Linked DNA regions of Homo sapiens: region 2 is linked to region 1. Evidence: read pairs that join two places in POLR2A ChIA-PET (ENCODE). Cell type or tissue: Caco-2. All regions are shown on one strand. Each heading gives the region's core, and the rest is flanking DNA. Links, peaks and the distances in the headings are about the cores only.

Region 1 (8,376 bases), core at 3,377-8,376:
ACCAAAATTGGTTGAAATTATGGGAAACTGGGCATGTTTTTCAGTGTAAATAGTGTCATCTCTTTGACAGTATAGTTCCTGTTTTAGTCCTGTCTTGTATCTATCATTCTGATTGGTACAATTAACTGCAAAGGTCCCCTTAGGGGACCAATCAGTGACAATTCCATAGGAATTATTTTGAAGTACCACAGCGTGATCAGAGATGCAATCCTGGCCGGGAGTGGTGGCTCACGCCTGTAATCCCAGCACTTTGGGAGGCCGAGGCCGGCAGATCACCTGAGGTCGGGAGTTCGAGACCAGTCTGGCCAACATGGAGAAACCCCCTCTCTACTAAAAATACAAAATTAGCAGGGTGTGGTGGCACATGCCTGTAATCGCAGCTACTTGGGAGGCTGAGGCAGGAGAATCCCTTGAACTTGGGGGGCGGAGGTTGCAGTGAGCTGAGATTGCGCCATTGCACTCCAGCCTGTGCAACAAGAGCAAAACTCCCTCTCAAAAAAAAAGAAAGAAAAAAAAAGAGATACAATCCTTTCAAATCAATATTTCTAAATCATTTGACTGTTGTTGAGGTTGTTGACACCTCTCTTTTCTGGGCTTAAACTGTTACAGTTGAACTGAACTCTGTGGATGATCCGGGCTCCATCCAGAAAATAAATGATAGGATACTGGTCTTTGATTATGACCTGAAATTTTAACTAGCCAATGTTGTCCGTAGCCTTTTAGGCAACCGACAGCTGGCCCTATGCAAAGAGGAGGGGAACTGATAACCCATGGACATATTTATTAACATTCCTTCCTCCTCTGGGTGAGAGGGCCCTTGAGTATCTGTAGGCTCAGGCATCCAAACACTATTATTAACATAAGCCTCAACCGGGGGTTCCAACCATGTGACAGGCCTAATTAAAGGTGGAAATGGGACGTATGCCCAATAGGTATAATTTTGGTCTGCTGTAGCCACAGGGAGACTTACCACCATGGTAATTACCGCAATCATAGCTACCATCAGGTTACTCGAGGTTAGTGGTTTTTGTTGTGTTTTCAGGTTTTCTTCTGCAAGGTGGGTCAGCCTCTTGATCTGTCCCCAAGTTGGTGGGCTCGCTTGATGGGTTTTGTTGGTCTTCATCTGGTTGGCTGAAATGTTCATTCGAGCCATCAGGCGTGCTGGGAGTGGAGATCTTGGTTCCAAAATCCTTTTCTCTTCTTTGGAAATTTGCTCATGGTAGAATTTAAGATGTCTTGTAGGTACCCAAACTGGAAGCTGGTTTTCTTCTGGGGAAATACAAACAAACCCTCTTCCCCATGTTATATCTCTCTTTTTCCCAGGTCTTTGTTTTAAAGTCCTTCCACCACACAGGTTTTCCTTCATGAACATTTACCTTCTGTCCTGTTAAATGCTCTTCAGCTGCTATAGTAACCTGATTGCGGAAGATGTTCAAAAAATTTAAGGTAACAAGAGCCAATTGTAACTGCATATGAGGGGTGGAATATTCCCTATCTCCCCCTATTTTCTTTTTATGTAATTGCATTTTTAAGGTTCAGTTGGCTCGCTCAACAATCGCTTGCCTTTGAGAATTATAGGGGATAACCGTACTGTGTTCAATGCTCTGTTGTTTTAAAAATGTTTGGAAAGATCTACTACAGTAGCCTGGTCTGTTGTCTGTTTTTAATTTTTGTGGAATTCCCATGACAGTAAAACAGGAAAGCAAGTGTCTTTTTATATGTGTTGTAGTCTGGCTGGTTTGGCAAGTAGACCATATAAATGAGAATATGTATCTATGGTCACATGGACATAAGAAAGTTTGCCAAATGCAGGAATGTGGGTGACGTCCATTTGCCAGATCATGTTAGGTGCCAACCCTCGAGGGTTAACACCAGTTCCTTGATACGGTAGTTGCAGTACCTGGCACTGAGGACGATGTTGTACAATGTCCTTGGCCTGTTTCCACATAATTTGATAGTTGTTTGTAAGTCCTGTTACATTAAGGTGTGTTAATGAGTGGAAAGTCTGGGCATCAGTAAGTATGGGGGAAACCAACAAGTCAGCTTGCTCATTAGCCTCAGTCAAGGGTCCTGGAAGATTGGTATGTGCTCGGATATGAGTTATATAGAAAGGAAAATCCCGAGCACACACAGCTGTTTGTAAAGAGTTGAACAATTGATAAAGCTGTTTATCAATAATATATTTAATTAAGGCAGTTTCAATATGCTGAGTAGCTTATACAACATAAGCTGAATCTGAAACAGTATTAACTGGCTGATTAAAATCTTCTAATACTGCAATCATTGCCTGTAATTTAGCTCTTTGGACTGAGGAAGAGTTAGTGTGGATAACTTTACCACAAGGTCCCACATATGCCGCTTTCCCAGTACTGGAGCCATCAGTAAAAACAATCATGGCTCCTTCCAAAGGGGCATCACGAGTAATTTTCGGAAGAACCTATGTAGTTAATTTTAAGAACTGGAAAATTTTATTTTTAGGATGATGATTATCAATACATTCAATAAATTCTGCTAAATTAACTTGCCATGTAACTGAGTTAATAAATGCCTGCTTAATGTGACTTTTATTTATTGGAACTATAATCTTATTGGGCTCAGTGCCATAAAGTTTAACAATTTGCATATGAGCCTGTCCAATTAAAATTGTGATCTGATCTACATAGACTGTAAGTGTTTTCATGGTATTATATGGCAAAAAAGACCATTCAACCAAATCATTATTTTGAACAATAACCCTCATTGAGGAGTGTGAAGTAGGGAACACAATGAATTGAAAAGGCAAGACTGAGTCAATCCTACTAACCTGGGCTTGCTGAATTTTTTTTTTTCAATTACTCTTAACTCATTCATGGCCTTGGGTGTTAATTCTCTTTTATGGTGTAAGTTGCAATCTCCCCTCAATATTTAGAAAATATTAGACATAGCATAAGTAGAAATTCCTAAGGTGGGCTGAATCCAATTAATGTCTCCTAACAATTTTTGAAAATCATTTAAGGTTTTTAAAGAATCTTTTCTGATTTGAACCTTTTGAGGCTTAATGGCTCTATCTTGTACTTGTATCCCCAAATATTGAAAAGGAAGAGTTGTTTGAATTTTGTCAGGTGTTATAAGCAATCCAGCATTTGTAATTGCCTTTTGCAAAGATGAATAACATTGAATAAGTTGGTCTCTATTTTTTGTTGCACATAGTATGTCATCCATATAATGAATGATGTAACAATCTGGAAATTGATCTCTAACTAGCTGGATAGCTTTGCCTACAAAAGTTTGACAAACTGTGGAACTGTTTAACATACCTTGGGGTAAAACCTTCCAATGATATCTGGCTGCAGGTTCTTTGTTATTAATGGCAGGGATAGTAAAGGCAAATTTTTCAAAATCTGTCTCTGCCAAAGGAATTGTAAAGAAGCAGTCTTTTAAATCTATAATAACAAGCAGCCAGTCTTTAGGGAGCATGGTGGGGGATGGGAGCCCTGGTTGTAAAGCTCCCATTGGTTGCATTACAGCGTTGACCTCTTGCAAGTCGGTCAGCATGCACCATCTACCATACTTTTTTTAAAATTACATATACTGGGGAATTCCAAGGAGAGAAAGTGGGTGAAATATATCCTTTTTCTAGTAGTTTTTTAACTATTTCATGGAACGCCCCCAAGTTTTTCTGAGGGAGCGGCCACTGTTCGACCCAGACAGGATGCTGCAGGGTGAGCCTGAATTGCTTCTTCACCATAGTGAACTGCAGGTTGGGCAGTAATGGGTGCGGCAAGCTGAGTTTCAGGCTCCCTCCCCCTGCACTCACTCAGCTGAGGAGGAGGTGGCCATTCCGGACATTTCTCTGAAGAAGCTGCGGGCTGAACAATTTTCTGTGTAGGTTTAGGGAGACCGGGGGGATTGGTAGAAATCACCTCCGGTATCGGGGGAACCAGCCCCCAATATTTCAACATAGGTTCTATTTTCCGTAAGTGTGCCAGTCTGAGAAATAAAGAGAAAGAGTGCAAAAGAGAAATTCTACAGCTGGGTCTCCGGGGGTGACATCACATTTCAGCAGGTTCCATGATGCCCCTGAGCCGCAAAACCAGCAAGTTTTTATTATGGATTTCAAAAGGGGAGGGGTGTACGAATAGGGAGTGGGTCACAGAGGTCACATGCTTCAGAGGCAGTAAAATATCACAAAGGCAGAGAGGCAGAGCGAGATCACAAGGCCAGGGCGAAACTAGAATTACTGATGAAGGTCCATGTCCCGCTGGGCACATTGGACGTTGATATTGATAAACATCTTAACAGGAAACAGGGTTCGAGAGCAGACAACCGATCTGACTAGAATTCGCCAGGCTGGAATTTCCTAATCCTAGCAAGCCTGAGGGTGCTGCAGGAGACCAGGGCATATTTCATCCCTTATCTCCAACTGCATAAGACAGACACTCCCAGAGCAGCGATTTTACAGATGTCTCCCTGGGAATGCATTCGTTTTCCCAGGGTTATTCCTTGCTGAGAAAAGAATTCAGCGATATTTCTCCTATTCGCTTTCTGAAAGAAGAGAAATATGACTCTGTTCTGCCTGGCCCCACAGGCAGTCAGACTTTATGGTTATCTCCCTTGTTCCCCGAAAATCGTTGTTATCCTGTTCTTTTCAAGGTGCCCAGATTTCACATTATTCAAACACAAATGCTTTACAAACAATTTGTACAGGTAATGCAATCATCACAGGGTCCTCAGGCGATATACATCCCCAGCTTACGAAGATGACGGGATTAAGAGATTAAAGTAAAGACAGGCATAGGAAATTATAAGAGTATTGATTGGGGAGGTGATAAATGTCCATGAAATCTTCACAATTTATGTTCAGAGATTACAGTAAAGACAGGTGTAAGAAATTATAAAAGTATTAATTTAGGGAACTAACAAATGTCCATGAAATCTTCACAATTTATGTTCTTCTGCCATGGCTTCAGCCGGTCCCTCTGTTTGGGGTCCCTGACTTCCTGCAACACTCTGGACTCTCCCTTTTTATTAGTACTTGGTAGGGGTGGTTCAGAGTCCTGATCATTAAACTCCTCTCTCTCCTCTGACTCAGCCTCATCATCTATCTGAAAAGCCTCCAGTGCTGTACACACCAATGACCAAACTGACCAAACAGGCAAAGGAATTTCCTTTCCCTTTCTTTGTGCTCTTTTAAGGTCCTTTCCAATTCTTTCCCAATCTTTCAATTCCAAAGTTCTCTGTTCCGGGAACCAAGGGCAAAATTGTTCCACAGCATAAAACAAATCCATAAGATTTTTTGTATCAACTTTTACACCACTACGCTTCAAGAGCTGCCATAGCAAGCTCAAATACATGGCGTACTTACTTTCAGTTTGTCCCATTTGTGTCCCTAGCTTTCTCCAAGTGCCCCGCTCACCTGCGGAGCTTAAAACTTTTTCGTCTTTGGGAGTCCTTTGTCTGTCGGTCCTCCATTTCACACGCTTGAGCATGCCTTCACTGGATTCTTTCGGGCCTCATGTTGGGCACCAGAATGTAGGGGACCAGCCTCAACACCATCCGTAGGGTACCTGAAGTCCGGTGGCGACAAAGGAATGAGAAGAGACAGGTTAAGAGTTCATAAAGGTGGGAGCCAGGGGGCCAGTTGCAAAATGGAGGCTGCAAAAGGCCCAGAGTTCTGGTCTCTACACTATTTATTGAGTATAATCACTTAGATCTAAGAAGCAGATGTTCAGGGCAAAACTGTGAAAGGGAGGCAGTACGTCATACACGTAATGTGTAGCAGAGGCGGTTTAAGTGAATCTCCTTTGTGCTCAAGCAGCATATCTTTAGTTAGCTGGTGGGAGTGGGCTTAACTAGGAGCCTGCATATCTAGCCACATTCCAATGCTTCAGAGGAGCGTCTTTCTTCTTGAGCACAGTGTTTATAGATAAGAGAGCAGGTTGTGCTCAGAGCATGGGAACATAATGGTGATCAGAAGACTTTCCTCCTCAGAGTCCTCTTGTGGCTTTCCACAACTTATTGTCCCATATTTTTATGGCCAGTTTATGCAGGCACCCCATGAGCCTTTTTCCCAACGCTTAATGACTAGTAATGTTAAACATCTTTTCAGGTGCTTATGGGCCATTTGTATAACTACTCTGGAGAAATGCCTACTCAAATATTTTTCCTTTTCATTTTTTTAATTTGAGGCAGGGTCTTACTCTGTTACCTGGGCTGGAGTGCAGTGGTGTGATCATAGCTCACTGCAGCCTCAAGCTCCCAGGCCCAGGTGATCCTCCCACTTTAGCCTCCCAAGTAGCTAGGACCACAGGCTCACACCACCACACCTGGCTAATTTTTTAAATTTTTGGTAGAGGACAAGGTCTCATTATGTTGCCCAGGCTGGTCTCAAACTCCTGGAATTAAGCAGTCCTCCCGTCTCAGCCTCCCGAAGTGTGAGAATTACAGGTGTGAGCCACTGCACCTGACCCTTTTGCCTATTTTTAAATTGAGTTGCCTTTCTTTTTTTTGAGATGGAGTCTCGCTCTGTCGCCAGGCTGGAGTGCAGTGGCATGATCTTGGCTCACTGCAGCCTCCACCTCCTGGGTTCAAGTGATTCTCCTGCCTCAGCCTCCCCTCTAGCTGGGACTATAGGCGTGCACCACCACGCCCAGTTAATTTTGGTATTTTTGGTAGAGACAGGGTTTCACCATGTTGGCCAGGATGGTCTCAATCTCTTGACTTCATGATCTGCCCGCCTTGGCCTCCCAAAGTGCTGGGATTACAGGCATGAGCCACTGCACCCAGCCTTGAGTTGACTTTATTGTTAAGTTGTAAGAGTTCTTTATATATTATGGATATAAGTTAAGTTCTATGTGATTTGCAAATATTTTCTCCCATTCTGTGGGCTGTCTTTCACTTACTTGATGGTATCCCTTGAAGTACAAGTGTCTGATTTGGATAAAATTCAATTCTCCATTTTTAGTTTTTTTGCTTGTGCTTTTGATGTTATAGTTAAGAAACCATTGCATAACACATGATAATGAAGATTTACTTTCTCTGTAGAAAATTAGAAAACTTGAGGGAGGTGGGGGGGGCGGTCAGCCCCCCGCCCGGCCAGCCGCCCCATCCGGGAGGGAGGTGGGGGGTCAGCCCCCCGCCCGGCCAGCCGCCCCGTCCGGGAGGTGAGGGGCGCCTCGGCCCGGCCGCCCCTACTGGGAAGTGAGGAGCCCCTCAGCCCGGCCAGCCACCCCGTCCGGGAGGGAGATGGGGGGGTCAGCCCCCCAACCCGGCCAGCCGCCCCGTCCGGGAGGGAGGTGGGGGGGTCAGCCCTCCGCCCAGCCAGCCGCGCCGTCTGGGAGGTGAGGGGTGCCTCTGCCCGGCCGCCCCTACTGGGAAGTGAGGAGCCCCTCTGCCCGGCCAGCCGCCCTGTCCGGGAGGGAGGTGGGGGGGTCAGCCCTCCGCCCGGCCAGCCGCCCCGTCCCGTCCGGGAGGTGAGGGGCGCCTCTGCCCGGCCGCCCCTACTGGGAAGTGAGGAGCCCCTCTGCCCGGCCAGCCGCCCCGTCCGGGAGGGAGGTGGGGGGGTCAGCCCCCCGCCCGGCCAGCCGCCCCCTCCGGGAGGGAGGTGGGGGGGGGTCAGCCCCCCTGCCTGGCCAGCCGCCCCGTCCGGGAGGTGAGGGGCGCCTCTGCCCGGCCGCCCCTACTGGGAAGTGAGTAGCCCCTCTGCCCGGCCACCACCCCGTCTGGGAGGTGTGCCCAACAGCTCATTGAGAACGGGCCAGGATGACAATGGCGGCTTTGTGGAATAGAAAGGCGGGAAAGGTGGGGAAAAGATTGAGAAATCGGATGGTTGCCGTGTCTGTGTAGAAAGAAGTAGACATGGGAGACTTTTCATTTTGTTCTGCACTAAGAAAAATTCCTCTGCCTTGGGATCCTGTTGATCTGTGACCTTACCCTCAACCCTGTGCTCTCTGAAACATGTGCTGTGTCCACTCAGGGTTAAATGGATTAAGGGCGGTGCAAGATGTGCTTTGTTAAACAGATGCTTGAAGGCAGCATGCTCGTTAAGAGTCATCACCAATCCCTAATCTCAAGTAATCAGGGACACAAACACTGCGGAAGGCCGCAGGGTCCTCTGCCTAGGAAAACCAGAGACCTTTGTTCACTTGTTTATCTGCTGACCTTCCCTCCACTATTGTCCCATGACCCTGCCAAATCCCCCTCTGTGAGAAACACCCAAGAATTATCAATAAAAAAATAAATTAAAAAAAAAAAAAAAAGAAAATGATCAAAACAAATGACAGGGCTCAGGGCAAGGGGCAAAACTGTTCCCCTGCCAGGCTGTTTGATAGAAAAAGGAATGGTTTTCTTAGTTCTAAAGCTTCAACCACACTGGATCCTTGTGTTTTCACAACCCTT
Region 2 (5,930 bases), core at 931-5,930, 140 kb after region 1:
TTAAAAGTGGAATCTTTCTAAAGAATGGTCTCCTATGTTAAAGTAAGGGTTTCAAGGTATTGATTTGCTCTTAATGAAATTACAAGAAAATTTGCTTTTCAATTCTATAACTTGTTTCTTTTGAAAATTTCTCAGATTCATATCTCATAAGTTCAATTGTTCTATCTCACTGCTTTCAGCTTTTTCTCCCCTTGAGAAAGCCTGAGACATTAGTCTCTCCTTCAACCTTTTCATCAGTTGCTGTAACTTTTTCTCTTCCAGTTCTGTTTTTACAGTCAGATGCTGAAATATTTTAGCTTAGAGGTCTATAAAAGCAATGTTTTCCTCCAGTATAACTTGATTCTATACTCTTGGTTTTTCTTGACATGTCTAAATTTTCAGAGTAACCAGAAAACTTTTCATGTTCACCTGCTATATTCAAAACCTTGAACATACTTTGTCCGATTAAATTCAAGTATTATTTTTCTCTTCATCAAATTTAACTTCAAGATTAGTTAAGTGGGCTTCCCATAAGGAGAGACAATTACACTGCAGAGAGATTACCACTTTGGGTAAATAAGTAACTATTACTTACAGTAACCTGTGGTTCTGTGTCAATACAGTATTTTGGGCTTTTTAACATCTTTTACAAATGCCCCCAGAATCGAATCCTAGCTTGATTGTCTGGCTTGTTGCTGGGCTTTATCAAAGCTATAAAAACTAATCACTGCAAGGTTGTGATATATTTTTACAGCCTCCTGACAGGTTGTGGACTCCAGCATTACCACTGCCAGCCCTTTAAAAAGTTCCTTATCGGGTGCTATTAACTAATCAATGTGCTTTTGAGTTACAGGGCTTTGACTCCTGGGTACAGACAGCTCATCTAGAGAAGGCACCAACTCTTGCCAGGATCTAACACCAAACTCAAGTTAACCAAAGCCTTGTCTTTAGACCTGGGCAAAAGGGGCAAAGTAAACTGCTTTAGGACGGGCGCAGTTGATCACGCCTGTAATCCCAGCACTCTGGGAGGCTGAGGTGGGTGGATCACCTGAGGTCGGGAGTTCAAGATCAGCCTGACCAACATGGAGAAACCCCGTCCCTATCAAAAATACACAAAAATTAGCTGGGCGTGGTAGTACATGCCTGTAATCCCAGCTACTCGGGAGGCTGAGGCAGGGGAATCGCTTGAACCCGGGAGGCGGAGGTTGCGGTGAGCCAAGATCATGCCATGGCACTCCGGCCTGGGCAACAAGAGTGAAACTCAGTCTCAAAAAAAAAGTAAACTGCTTTAATGAGACACAGGGACAAGCTTGTATTCATTTAATAATTTTGCCTCTATATGAATTAATATAACTTATTCTATGCCTTGATACTAAATAATTTAAATGTTTAGGTACCTGTAAGATTCCTTTCCTGTCATTCTCAAAACTAGGGCAGGGCTTATGACTTTTTTGTTTGAAACATTGCTAATTCTTTATGTGTTGTTTTATCTACAGAATTTAAAACTATTCAATTCCTCCAGGCCCAAGGACTACTGAAGAGGTGGGCATGAGAGATTATAGGGGCTGGGTTTTGAGGGATATAATTAATTCAGACCTTCCAAATCAAGGACAGGCACACAGATACCTAAATAGCTGAACAAAATGTTTGTGTTTTGTAAACCTAATTGCTGCAAGCCAAGATTACAATAGCTCAATGCACAGAATTTATAGATAAGTCAGTTTTATAACCTTATTTTTTGGCTTCTGGTTTTGGCTCTTATATTGCTTAAAAGGGGTTTTAAGAGATAATAATGAGTGCCTGCCTACCTCCACTTCCATCTGGCCTACAATGTTTAATTGGCTATAAGTCACTTGAATCTAAGTCCCTTGGCCATCAGCGTCCCACCAAGGGACATGAGGGACCTGGGGCAGGTAGCACACCACCTCAGCATTGGTATGGAACAAAATAAAAGCTTGGCCAGCAATATTGCCTCTGGCAGCTGGATGCAGTGGCTCACACCTGTAATCCCAGCACTTTGGGAAGCCAAGGCAGACAGATCACCTGAGGTTAGGAGTTGGAGACTAACCTGTCCAACATGGTGAAACCCCATCTCTACTAAAAATACAAAAAGTAGCTGGGCGTGGTGGCGAACGCCTGTAATCTCAACTACCTGGGAGCCTGAGGCAGGAGAATCACTTGAACCTGGAAGGCGGCTGTTGCAGTGAGCTGAGATCGTGCCACTGCACTACAGCCTGAGTGACAGAGCAAGACTCCGTCTCAAAAAAAAAAAGAAACTTGAAAAACTAATTCAGGCCATGACAAGAAACAAGGGGTTGGACAAGCCTCACTATACCTTCCCCCCGCTCCCCTTTGGAACTTAAGAGACCAGGTTCAAAAGGCACTCTAAGAATATGAAAATAAAGTATTGCCCTTTCCCACAAAGGAAAAGATTGTTCCCTGTTTAACCAGGACACCTAGTCCTATTAAAAACTTGGGGCAGGGGTGGTGGCTCACGCCTGTAATCCCAGCACTTTGGGAGGCCAAGGCGAGTGGATTACGAGATCAGGAGATGGAGACCTTACTGGCTAACATGGTGAAACCTCGTCTCTACTAAAAATACAAAAAATTAGCCGGGCATGGTGGCAGGCACCTGTAGTCCCAGCTACTCAGGAGGCTGAGGCAGGAGAATGGTGTGAACCCGGGAGGTGGAGGTTGCAGTGAGCCGAGATCGTGCCACTGCACTCCAGCCTGGGCGACAGAGCGAGACTCCATCTCAAAAAAAAAAAAAAAAAAAAAAAACTTGGAAAGGGCCGGGCCAGTGGCTCATACCCATAATCCCAGCACTTTGGGAGGCCGAGGTGGGTGGATCACGAGGTCAGGGAATCAAGACCATCCTGGCCAACATGGTGAAACCCTGTGTCTAGTAAAATACAAAAAATTTAGCTGGGCATAGTGGCACATGCCTGTAGTCCCAGCTACTCAGAAGGCTGAGGCAGGGGAATCACTTGAACCCGGGAGGCGGAGGTTGCAGTGAGCCAAGATAGCACCACTGCACTCCAGCCTAGGCAACAGAGCAAGACTTCATCTCAAAAAAAAAAAACTTGGAAAGAAGGATTCCTTGAAGATCAATTATAATATAACCAATATGGAAGGGCACCCACTCCCCATTAGGTATTGTTAAGCACTCCCACTGCTGTTAAACTTCGGGGAATCACTAGCTAGGTACACCTGTCCCGGATTAAACAAACCTGTTTTTGGTGAATCCCTACAGGCACAAGAGGAGGACACCATGACCTACACCTGCAAACCTCTGGAAGACTTAAAGTTGCTATTTCACAAGACAGATAAGTAGCAACCACCTCCTCCTGAGAAACACCTTACTTGTCCTTATTGAGTATAGGGACCACCCTAAAGCCCAGTGTGATACTCAGTTGTCCCTGTTCTTCTTGCTCCCTGCTCCTAATCAATCTAACTCGCTGTGGAATGGGAACAAAACTCCATAGTAAACATTTCTAGAATTATAGCATCAGGAAATAGCCTGCATGATTGCAGAATCTGTCATCAGCACCCTCAGGATAGAGAGCATCACCTTCTGGTGCACCCTGCAAACCTCACAGCCATCTCCCCAAACCTCCTAATTGGCCATAGTGTTCCTTTGGTACCTAGGCCCCTACTTATAAAACAGCTCTCTCCCACACTTAACAGATTGACCTGACTCCTCTCCAACCACCCTCCTACCCCCTACTATTACCTGGACCTAGGATGTTGGGTATCTACAGCTCCAGTGTACTAATGATACTATCTTTTGCACAAATTGTTGTGACAATGACACAGAGACAGAAATTCCCCACGATGCTCTGACCCAACCCTAGTAGCCAAATTCCCAAGGCCATGGGAGGGCAAACGGGATCCCACTGGTAAACAAGGAGACTATACATGGTGCCTCCTCCAGGACCAATACATGCAAGGGAGAAACGACTGCTTAATTTGGGAAGATGGAGGTACCACCCTCTGGTGGAAAACGAGGGCTACTCAATCACCCCCATTGGAACCTGGAAAAGGTATCTCTATAGACCCAGTTTGGCAATAAAAAATGGACGGCATAACTTGCAAGGATTCAATTTGTGACCCATCTGGGCTCACCTTTAGGGGAAGAAATCCTACCCCATACCCACTCCCAACCCTGTAGGGAACCATTTATTCTTCTAGGAATAGCTTTCCATTTTGCTTATCAAAAACTTGAAACACCAGTGAATGTATTTTGGCCACCATTATCCCTTCAGGGGGTATCCATTCATAACCCCATAAAATCTAGAAAAACAAGAAGTAAAAGAGCAATAGGATTAATTTTTACAGGAATTGGGGCAGCAATAGGGGTGGTGGCCCCTTGGCAGGGGCTTTGCATACCACAAGTCAATGCTAAGAAACATAACTCAGGCCCTAGAATCTCTGGCCACCAACACTAGTCAGACATTAAGAAAAATTCAGGAATCTCTGGACTCTTTGGCAATTGTAGCCCTGACAACAGACTAGTCTTGGATTGTTTACTGACTGAAAAAGGTAGAGTCTGCACTGTTATCAATAAGACCGACTGCACATATATTAACAACTCTGGACAGGCTGAGGTTAACATTCAAAAGTTCTAAGAGCAAGCCACCTGGTTACATATATATAACCAGGGAACTGACCCCAACTATATCTGGTTGACCATAAAAAACACCCTCCTGGCCAGGCAGAGTGGCTCACGCCTGTAATACCAGTACTTTGGGAGGCTAAAGTGGGAGGATCACTTGAGCTCAGGAGTCAAGACCAGCCCGGGCAACATAGTGAGACTGTGTCTCTATAAAAACATTTAAAAATCAGCTGGGTGTTGCTGGCAAACACATGTGGTCCCAGCTACTCAGGAGGCTAAGGCAGGAGGATCACTTGAGCCTGGGAGGTTAAAGCTGCAGTGGGCCATGATCACACCACTGCACTCCAGCCTGGGTGACAGAGCGAGATCCTGTCTCAAAAAACCCAAAAAATAACAACAACAAAAAAAACCCTCCCAAGTCTCACCTGGTTTCTACTCTTTTTAGGACCTCTAGCAGCTATCTTGTAACTATGAATCTTTGGCCCTGCCTCTTTTAGCCTCCTTGTAGTGTGTGTCTTCTAGATTGCAACAATTTCCATGTGAAGATAATGCTAGCAAGTGGCTTCCAACACATCCTTGTTCTGACCCCTTAGATGAGGCATCAAGAGATTTTTACTCCTCCAGTGCTAGGCAGGGCCAATGCCCATAAAATCAACAGGAAGCAGTCACAGAAGATGGACTTCCACCCTTCTAAAACCCTGTAAGATTGAAGGGGAGTATATAATCTCTGTGGGGGGAGTGAGGTAGGAGAGAAGCAGGATTTGTTTTCCAAGCACTGGCCAGAGAGCCTGCTGAACAAAACAAGAACAAAACCCTGATCAAAACAGGATGCAGCAAAGAAAGCAGCCAAAACCAGTTACAACCAAGATGGCAACAAAAGTGACATTCGGTTGCTCTCACTGCTTATTATACACTAATTATAATGAATTTGCATGCTAAAAGAAACTCCAGTGGGTCACAGGGAGCCAGGCCTGGTGGCCAGAGTGTATCATGAGGCTGGACCTGGTGGTGCAGAAGGTGGTAGTCCACCCCCAGGTACTGCTCAATGTGGTGGATCATTTCAACAGAATCAGCAAGGTTGGAAACCAGAAATGCATTCTTCATGTGCTTTTGCGGTCATGGCAAATGAAAGTACTTGATGTATCCAGCAGTTTTACAGTCCCTTTTAATGAAGATGACAAAGATAATTGTTTTTTAGCCCACGATTATTTGAAAAACACATACAGAATGTTTAAGAGGGTGAATGCCAGGGAAAGAATAGTTGAGTGGTACCACATAGGCCCTAAACTACACAAGAATGACACTGCCTTCAATGAAATCATGAAAAGATACTGCC

What was found. ChIA-PET counts read pairs that join two places held together with the same protein. Peaks named below come from ENCODE experiments on the same cell type or tissue, not always from the same donor. Only the 100,000 strongest peaks of a DNase experiment are listed, where the experiment ranks them.
Region 2: POLR2A ChIA-PET joins it to region 1 with 6 read pairs; 6 of 35 experiments call an interaction of 5 or more read pairs at or near these places.

What each region holds. Positions count from the first base shown.
Region 1 is chr1:155,693,468-155,701,843 of GRCh38, forward strand. All of the region lies in intron 1 of DAP3 (death associated protein 3), which reads left to right. It overlaps LOC124904431 (a long non-coding RNA gene), which reads right to left and starts at 6,950. Exons shown (of 2, transcript XR_007066649.1): 1 at 6,882-6,950; 2 at 1-5,546. In Caco-2, for the core only: no CTCF peak of the experiment used is centred there; a DNase peak (open chromatin) is centred at 5,834; H3K4me3 peaks cover 187 bases.
Region 2 is chr1:155,839,788-155,845,717 of GRCh38, forward strand. All of the region lies in intron 2 of GON4L (gon-4 like), which reads right to left. It also overlaps the pseudogene PSMD7P3. Among named protein-coding and RNA genes, the nearest start is that of GON4L, 14 kb to the right of the region's middle. In Caco-2, for the core only: no CTCF peak of the experiment used is centred there; no DNase peak of the experiment used is centred there.